2 separate regions of the Homo sapiens genome follow, and region 2 is linked to region 1. The links are chromatin contacts, found by Hi-C or POLR2A ChIA-PET in ENCODE. All regions are on one chromosome and are shown on one strand. Each heading gives the region's core, a stretch centred on a gene start or an enhancer-like site at or near the end of the contact. The rest is flanking DNA. Distances are from core to core; before and after follow the strand shown.

The links. A loop is a pair of places that touch in the nucleus more often than their neighbours do. ChIA-PET counts read pairs that join two places held with the same protein, here RNA polymerase II (POLR2A). Pooled maps may share reads with other maps.
Region 2: a loop to region 1 is called in a pooled map, with 3 times the contacts of the local background. The contact joins the enhancer-like site here to the promoter of HSPA4L in region 1. A Hi-C loop is called at or near these places in 1 of 37 single-sample maps with no recorded cell type and 2 of 50 pooled maps. POLR2A ChIA-PET finds 5 or more read pairs at or near these places in 2 of 52 experiments (BJ and Caco-2).

What each region holds. Positions count from the first base shown.
Region 1 is chr4:127,780,300-127,783,778 of GRCh38, reverse strand. HSPA4L (heat shock protein family A (Hsp70) member 4 like) reads right to left here and starts at 1,457. Exons shown (of 19, transcript NM_014278.4): 1 at 1,122-1,457. The coding sequence starts at 1,228. RefSeq lists enhancers at 707-786, 395-1,387, 1,287-1,436 and silencers at 1,577-1,646, 1,927-2,096.
Region 2 is chr4:128,516,420-128,519,996 of GRCh38, reverse strand. It overlaps LINC02615 (long intergenic non-protein coding RNA 2615), which reads right to left. Exons shown (of 9, transcript NR_125882.1): 9 at 599-1,241. Among named protein-coding and RNA genes, the nearest start is that of LINC03140, 52 kb to the left of the region's middle. RefSeq lists enhancers at 1,778-1,827, 1,370-2,131, 2,046-2,190, a cis regulatory region at 2,113-2,123 and a silencer at 3,100-3,179. Within about 2 kb of position 2,141, at least 22 of the 41 ENCODE cell types and tissues checked have a DNase peak (open chromatin) inside an H3K27ac peak, as active enhancers do.

The DNA.
Region 1 (3,479 bases), core at 208-2,707:
AGGCATTTAAAGACCATTGGACACTGACCTTGTTTTAGTATAGTTAAGGTATTATATTTTGGACCATTCAGAACGGTCAAATTAAGATGCCAAATTACCTTTCCATAAAAAGTAATATAGGTTTCATACAGTTGGTTTCCTCATAAAATTACCAGTAACAGCAGCCTATAAGCAGCAACTAGTTTTTCATATTTCAGAATTACTTCATTATATTCCTTGCCAACAAACTTCCCAGGCCAGAGAAACAACGGAACATGTGGAAACATGTTTCCATGACATAACGCCGCTCCTCCTAAGCCTTTCATTAAGCGTTCATAATAGAATCACTCCACAGTCATGTTTATACGGGACAGCTGCCCCCGACTCCGGCAATTCACTCTGCAGAAACACGCTTTTGGTCCGACCCAACCCCGCCGCATTCCAGCAACTGACGTAGTTACCAATGCACAAGGCCAGTGACTCCCATCCCGAGGCTCTCCCTATCAATGCACCATTGACCTGGCCCTGTAAACCGGCTCCATTACCTGCAGTTCTCAAGGGCACTGGGTTTTGTAAAACCCCACATGCCTCACTCCCCGCCCTTAAAAAAAAAAAAAAGGCTTTCGGGGCCAGATGAACCTGCAATTCATCTCTGACGTGTGCAGCCGAAGCTGACTTTTTACTTTTCTGAGAAAAAGCTGTCACCCAGAGGGACGGGGAAAGGAAGGAGGGCAGCTGGCGCGGGGCCGATAATCCCACGTAAACCTCGTTAGAGGCAACCGGAGATCTTTCTCAATATTCCGGACGCCAGGGGCTGTCCCACAGCAACCTCTTCCTCGCAAGCAAAAGAGGCGTTGGGGGACAGCGGCACGAGGCAGGGGACGTGCGTAGGTACAGAAAAGAGAGCTGCGCAAACTAGTGCGGTCCCTCGTCCTTGAAGGAAAAGAAGCTTTGCGGGGCGAGGAAGTCCGACTGCCACCCGGCGGTCTCTAGGGACTGCGGTTGACGGGTTGCACCTGTCATCTCGGGGTTCGGCGCACGTTAGGGGAAAATCCGAGGAAGCGAGCAGACAGGACAAACGTTAAGGACGGGAGAGAAAAACGTTTCTTAGGGTCGAGGTGATGCTCAGCAGAGGCACTTACGGGGTACACCTGTCGCTGTACTCATTGGCGATGGTCTCGATGCCGCCACTTCTCGCGACAGCAATGTAGCAGTTGAGAAAGCCGAGGTCAATGCCAACCACAGACATCCCGCCGCGTGATGGTCGGGCTGCTGGTACTGAACCCTTCGGTACGGGAACCGTGTCCTCTTCTGGGCTATTGCTGCTGGGATTGCGACTCCTACCAGAAGCAAACGAGAGGGGACCCCAAGTCGCTAAGCAGAAAATCTAGGGCAGGGAGTCGGAAACCCGCGGAAGGAGCAGAGGCCGTCAGCGCCGCAGCCTGCACCGCGTCCCGCAGCCTGGGTCTTTCCCTACTGCGGTTCGGCCGCCTCCAACCGGCGGTTACTGGGACCTGCGCCTGCGCGCTCGGCTGCCCGGGAGGCGCGCGAGCCTCCGCTCCGCGCCCGAGCCAGCTCCGGGCCCGGACTTCGGCCGCTTCCGTCAGCACTCGGGCAACGGCTGCCCAAGAAGCTGCGGGTTCGAGAAAGATCTGGAAAATGGAGGCTGCTGAGCTATCCGGGGGCGGGAGAAGCGGGAAGGCGGGGCGGGGAGGATCGGGGAAAGGAGGCTAGGCACATTGGCTTGCTCGCCCTCGCTCGGCAGTAGGACGTCGGGCGGTCGGGCTAGGTGAGAGGCAGGCGACCGGCCGGCCCGGGGCTTTGCGAACGTGTTTTGAGGCACATTTTTGGGTTGTTTTGGCAACCGGAGGCGTGCTTGTCACGGCGGCAGGATGCTGTCCTGGCTGGCGGGCGCCGCCCCCTCACCCCCTGCCCTCAGAAGGGCTCGCCCGCAGGCCTCGCCTCCCCGAGGGGCCCATGTGCAGCCCGGCGCCCTCCCCTTGTGGCTGGAGGCCCGCCGCGCCCGGCTCTGTGAGGTGGCGCGCATTGTCCGACGTCCGCCGCTCCGCCCTGTCCAGCCCCGGGGGAGCTGCCGAGCCCGGGACAGACTCTTGTGCGAAAGCGGGATGAGCACATGTTAGGTTTTTTTCTTTTTTCATCAGCAGGATTTGAAATATCAAAAGTCAAACTTCTGTCAAGAAATAAGATCACACTGACAACTTTCCCTCCACGTACCTTTCCTCACACCTTTCTAAAAGATGCTGGCCCCGCCGCTGACCCTTGTCTCTGGAAACCAGTTTTACAGGAAAGTGACCTTAATTAAGTGTGCCACTCACACCAGCCAAGTCTGTGCTTTAGCCTCCAGCCGCTGCCCTGTGGTCCTCAAAAAAGAGCCCAGTGTGGTCCAGCGCCCTCCCTCTTGGTTTGATCGGCATGTGTTGCCTGTCTGTAATTAACCAAGTTTTATGTTACACTTAAGAAATTTGGCTGTCTTGTTGCTTTTCGTTCACTTTTACGTGTGTGCCCTGTTCCTTCTCTGCCAGTCCTTGGTCTGTTCCCTGTTCCTCCCCGTCCTCTTCATCTAGTCTCTGTTCCTTCTCATCCAATTCTTTGTGTGTTTTCCTGTTCCATTTTGGTATCCATCTTGAAAACAGGCGTGTTTTTTTGTTTGTTTGTTTTGTTTACTAGATTCTTTAGTATTCTGATTATCCCTAGTTGTCCACTTCTTTAAATAACTTAGATTTTTTACTATTAATAATGTTGCTACAGCAGCAGCAGCAGCAAGGGTGGCTATAGTTCCTGCTGCTGTTAGAATGAACGTGAAATCCATTTTCAAGGGCAATACTGAGGCAACTGGATTGTACAGTATTGCTTGGGCTCTGGTCTCTACATTGAAGAAATCAATCAGGCCTCTCTTCCCTTCATGAGCACTCAGGAGACGTGGAGCCCCTGGGTGAAGCTGCGCTCTGAGACACCGCAGAACTCGGCGTCCCAGCGGGCAGCTCGTGAGCAGAACAGGGATTGGGCGTTGCCCTGCGACTGAACCCTGGGCCCTGGTCCTGCTGGGCGCCTGTGACTTCCACCAGTTCTCCTCACACACCTCTTCTGACATCGGCCATCACTATCTAGATTTATTCCAGAATATCCTGAAATTCTCCTAGTACAATTAATTTATCTTAATTCCATTAGTTTATCCATGTTGTCTATACAACTTGAGGGTGTAAGAATGTTTTTTTTTTTTCCTATTAAAAATACCACTTAAAATATCAAAGTAAAAAGGAAGTTGAGGCCAGGAGCAAAGTGGTGTTATCATCACGTTCCTTACAATTACTGGCAGGACGTGAGAGTACCCAGTGGTTAAAACCATGACGGGCTTTGGGGTCACACAGATTTGGGTTGTAGTACCAGGCTTGCCTAACTTACTACCTGTATAACGTTTGGCAAGTTACTTAATGCTCCAAGCCACAGGTTCAGTCTGTTAAAATGAGGACAAATATGCC
Region 2 (3,577 bases), core at 892-3,391, 740 kb before region 1:
TTGAGTGTCTTAATGGCTCCAGCACATCCATCACTTTTGCCATGTACCTTGGCAGTGCCCTCTCAATCTGAGGGGCATTCTGCCCCAACTCACCTGACTGTGGCTTTAGCCTAGTGACTGATTTTGTCTCATGGGATGTTGGCAAACATAATTCAGGCAGAGGTTTCTGAAAGTGCTTGCACATTTCCACTTAGATTCATGTGTCTCCACCACTGCTAAGAGAGCATGCTCAGGCTGACCTGCTTGGCTACTCACACGGCAGAGCCAACGTGCCGCAGCCATCCCAGCCAAGGCTACTGTGGACCAGCCAATGGCAAACAATCCCCATACATGTGAATGAGCCCTGGCACCACCAGCAGAGCTGCCTAGCCAACTCACAGCCGACTGCAGATGAGTGCAGCGCAGAGCAGCCGAGCCCAACCCAGAGCAGATTCATGAGCTAAATCAAGGTTCAGCCAACTATGGCCATGGGCCAAGTCTGACCCACCATCTGTTTTTGTATGACTTGTGAAAAAAACTCACAGACCATTCAACTTCGTGGTTGAAAAAAATCAAAGTATAATATTTCTTAACATATAAAAATTCCATGAAATTCCAATTTTAGTGTCCATAAATAAAGTTTTATTGGAACACAGTCATGCTCCTCCATTTGCATAGCATCTAAGGCTACTGTTGTGCTACAAGTTCAGAGTTCAGAGACTGTATGGCCTGAAACACCTAAAATATTTACTATTTGGCCCTTTAAAAAAAAAAAAAGATTGTCAATCCCTGAGCTAAATAAATGTTTATTGCTGTGTGCCACTGAAAGTCACCAGTGATTTGTTTTGCAGCATCACTGTAGCAAAAGTTTACTGACACATCTTCTCATCTGAACAGCCATTTCTTTACCTATTTCCCCCACAGAAAGTACTGGTGGAGCAGAAGAAGCCCAACGTCAGAACAAAGCCAGCTTCCCCCTCCTCCTTCCCACCGTGGGCACAGACCCCATGTCCTGGATTGATGGCTGGGATGATGGGCTGTAACAATGAATGCCAGCATATCAAAAAATGTCAGATTCTTCAGTGGGTTCCTGTCTAGGGAGCAGACAACACCAACCACTCTGCCACAGTGACCAGTGAGGATCCAGAAGTCCCCTCATCCTGCCGACAGTGCCACAAAGCTTATGAACAAGGGTTTCCATCTATCACCAGCTGCACACTGAGAGGTCAAACTGCATAGGAGTAGAGGCATGAAGAGGAAACCTGAAAGATGAAAAGAAACTTTTAGCTCAACCTAGATAATTACATTGGAACTAAGTTTACAAGATTGGGCTAAAATTGAATTCCCACTCTGGGGTCCAGTGGTGGAAATTTGAGAGAAATATTCCACCAGTTAATAAAAAAAGTTGTTACATTTTTTATTATCTCTGAGTGTATTGTGAGTGAATTTTGCAAATCTGATATGAATTTTTGTAAAATGAATACACAGATGAATAAATGAATGAATGAATGCGAAACTCCTCATCATCCTGCCATGTACTCTTCCCACCACCCGCTGGCATTTCTAGCCAGTGAAGGCATCAATCCAGAAACAACTCATTCCTCATCTTGAAATGCCTTCCAACTTCTAGGAGCAAGCAGCAACTTCTAGGTCTAGCTCCCTCCTTCAGAAATGCCTAAACATTCGCCTACATTCCCTGGTCCCTTGGCTCAGGAATTTTGTAGGTGGTCTCAAAGCCTTGGATAAATTTACATGAAACAGGCTGGCATCCTCTATGTTAGAGGAGTTTGGATCTTTCAGTAGACTCTAGCCTTAAACCTGTACCAAAAATCTTTTGAGATTATAATGAGGCAATGTTTTCCCCAAGAGGAGAAAAGGTCAGATTCCCACATCTGGAGTTTGACCTTTGTGCATGTTGTCATTTCACCCACCACAGGAAACCTTTCTAGGCTGGGCTAAAATGTGTAACTTCTCAACAGTGTGGCTGGTAGCAATCCCACCCAGCTGTGTGGAATGGGAAGTGAAAGGGCAATTAATATTCTGTTAAAACTTCAGGGGGCTGCACTGAAGCTGGCCAGATAGCAAGGCTGACTCATCACGTTAAAACCCAATGCAGTATTGTCTGCTCACTTCTGCTGACTCACTTGTCAGCCCTAAGCTATGTGTACCCAGGCAGAGCTGCCAGGTCTCACATCCGCCTTTCCAGAGTGTTACCCTTCTGCACCAGCCATGACCATTCACTCTCTGGAGAAGCATTTATGATCAGCCATGGATGATTTTAAATGTGTGAAGAACTGTTTCATGGAGGGAGATTATCAGCCTCTTTCTTACATTGTTTTACATGAAAACAACATGAACAGCAACACAACTGACACTGGAGAAGAACCATAGTTCTTCCAAGCTGGAATGGAGCCTTAGAGATCAAGCTAGATCTTATGAGATCTAGTGGGAAGGAGGCTAGCACGTTGAATAAGAGCTTTGAGTCAGGCGACCTGAATTTATGTAGCCTTGGACACAGGTAGTCGAATTATAAGTAGTAGGCTAATACAGCTGTTAAGCAACTTTAAGCAAATTGCTCAGACTCTCTGAGCTTTGGTTTCCTTATCTGTAAAATTAGAAATAATTATAGCACCCACCTCATGGGGCTATTGTGAAGAAAGGATGAAAAGAGATCAAGTATAAAAGGAATCGAGTGCTGGGCACAAAGTGCTCCATATATTGTAGCTATTAGTAAGGCTGATGAGGCAATTCATGGAAACCTCTTTCCTGGAAACAGGATAGAACCTACATGTGTTTGGCATTAGATTAGTAAAGGGTAAAAGAATATCACTGCAAGCTGGGTATTGATGGGGGTGGGGAGGACAGAGAAGGAGGAAGAATTGCCCAGGGAATGCTGGACCTTCAGTATTTTGAAGGGCCCTGCTTTGGGGCCCAGGTGGGGAAGTATCCACCTTTCCATCCTGGTTTTAGGTCTGCTGAAGATAGTTATTCTTTTTTTTTTTTTTTTTTAAAAAGACCCTTCTGATTATAAGTCTTTGTTTGAAGACATTGCTCAGATTTCCCTTTAAGGGCCTCATTTAAATGTACACACAAGGCAGCACAGTCCAGTTTTTTAAAAAAAGCCTGGCTAGTAATGACATACAGAAACTGATACTTACATGATACTGTTAAGTGCACTCTTTTTAAACCACTAATTCTTATTTCACAGAAAGTGGTCCTTATGTCAACGTCCTTAAGAGGTCCAACAGCTTGTATAACCAGCAGACCTCATGGTTAGTTAGCAGCTTTCAGGACTTGAATTCCCAGTGATAAACAAAAGAATTCCGAAGGCCACAATCCATAAACTCTCCATAAAAACATATGGAACTACTTAAAAAGGTTGGCTCAGGGCTGTTGTTTTGAAAACAAGCATCCTCAGCCAGAATCTCTACTGAGTGCTATTTACTGAATGGTTGAAGAAGGGCAAGACCCCATGGATGCTGTAGCGCTGCGTTTCAGCAATCGCCAACATTTTGCAGATATTGCTCTAAGCCTCCTGATATCCTGGGAAGGATGCAAGAAGTCCGTACCTTTGCATCCATTCCACTCAAGGCATTGG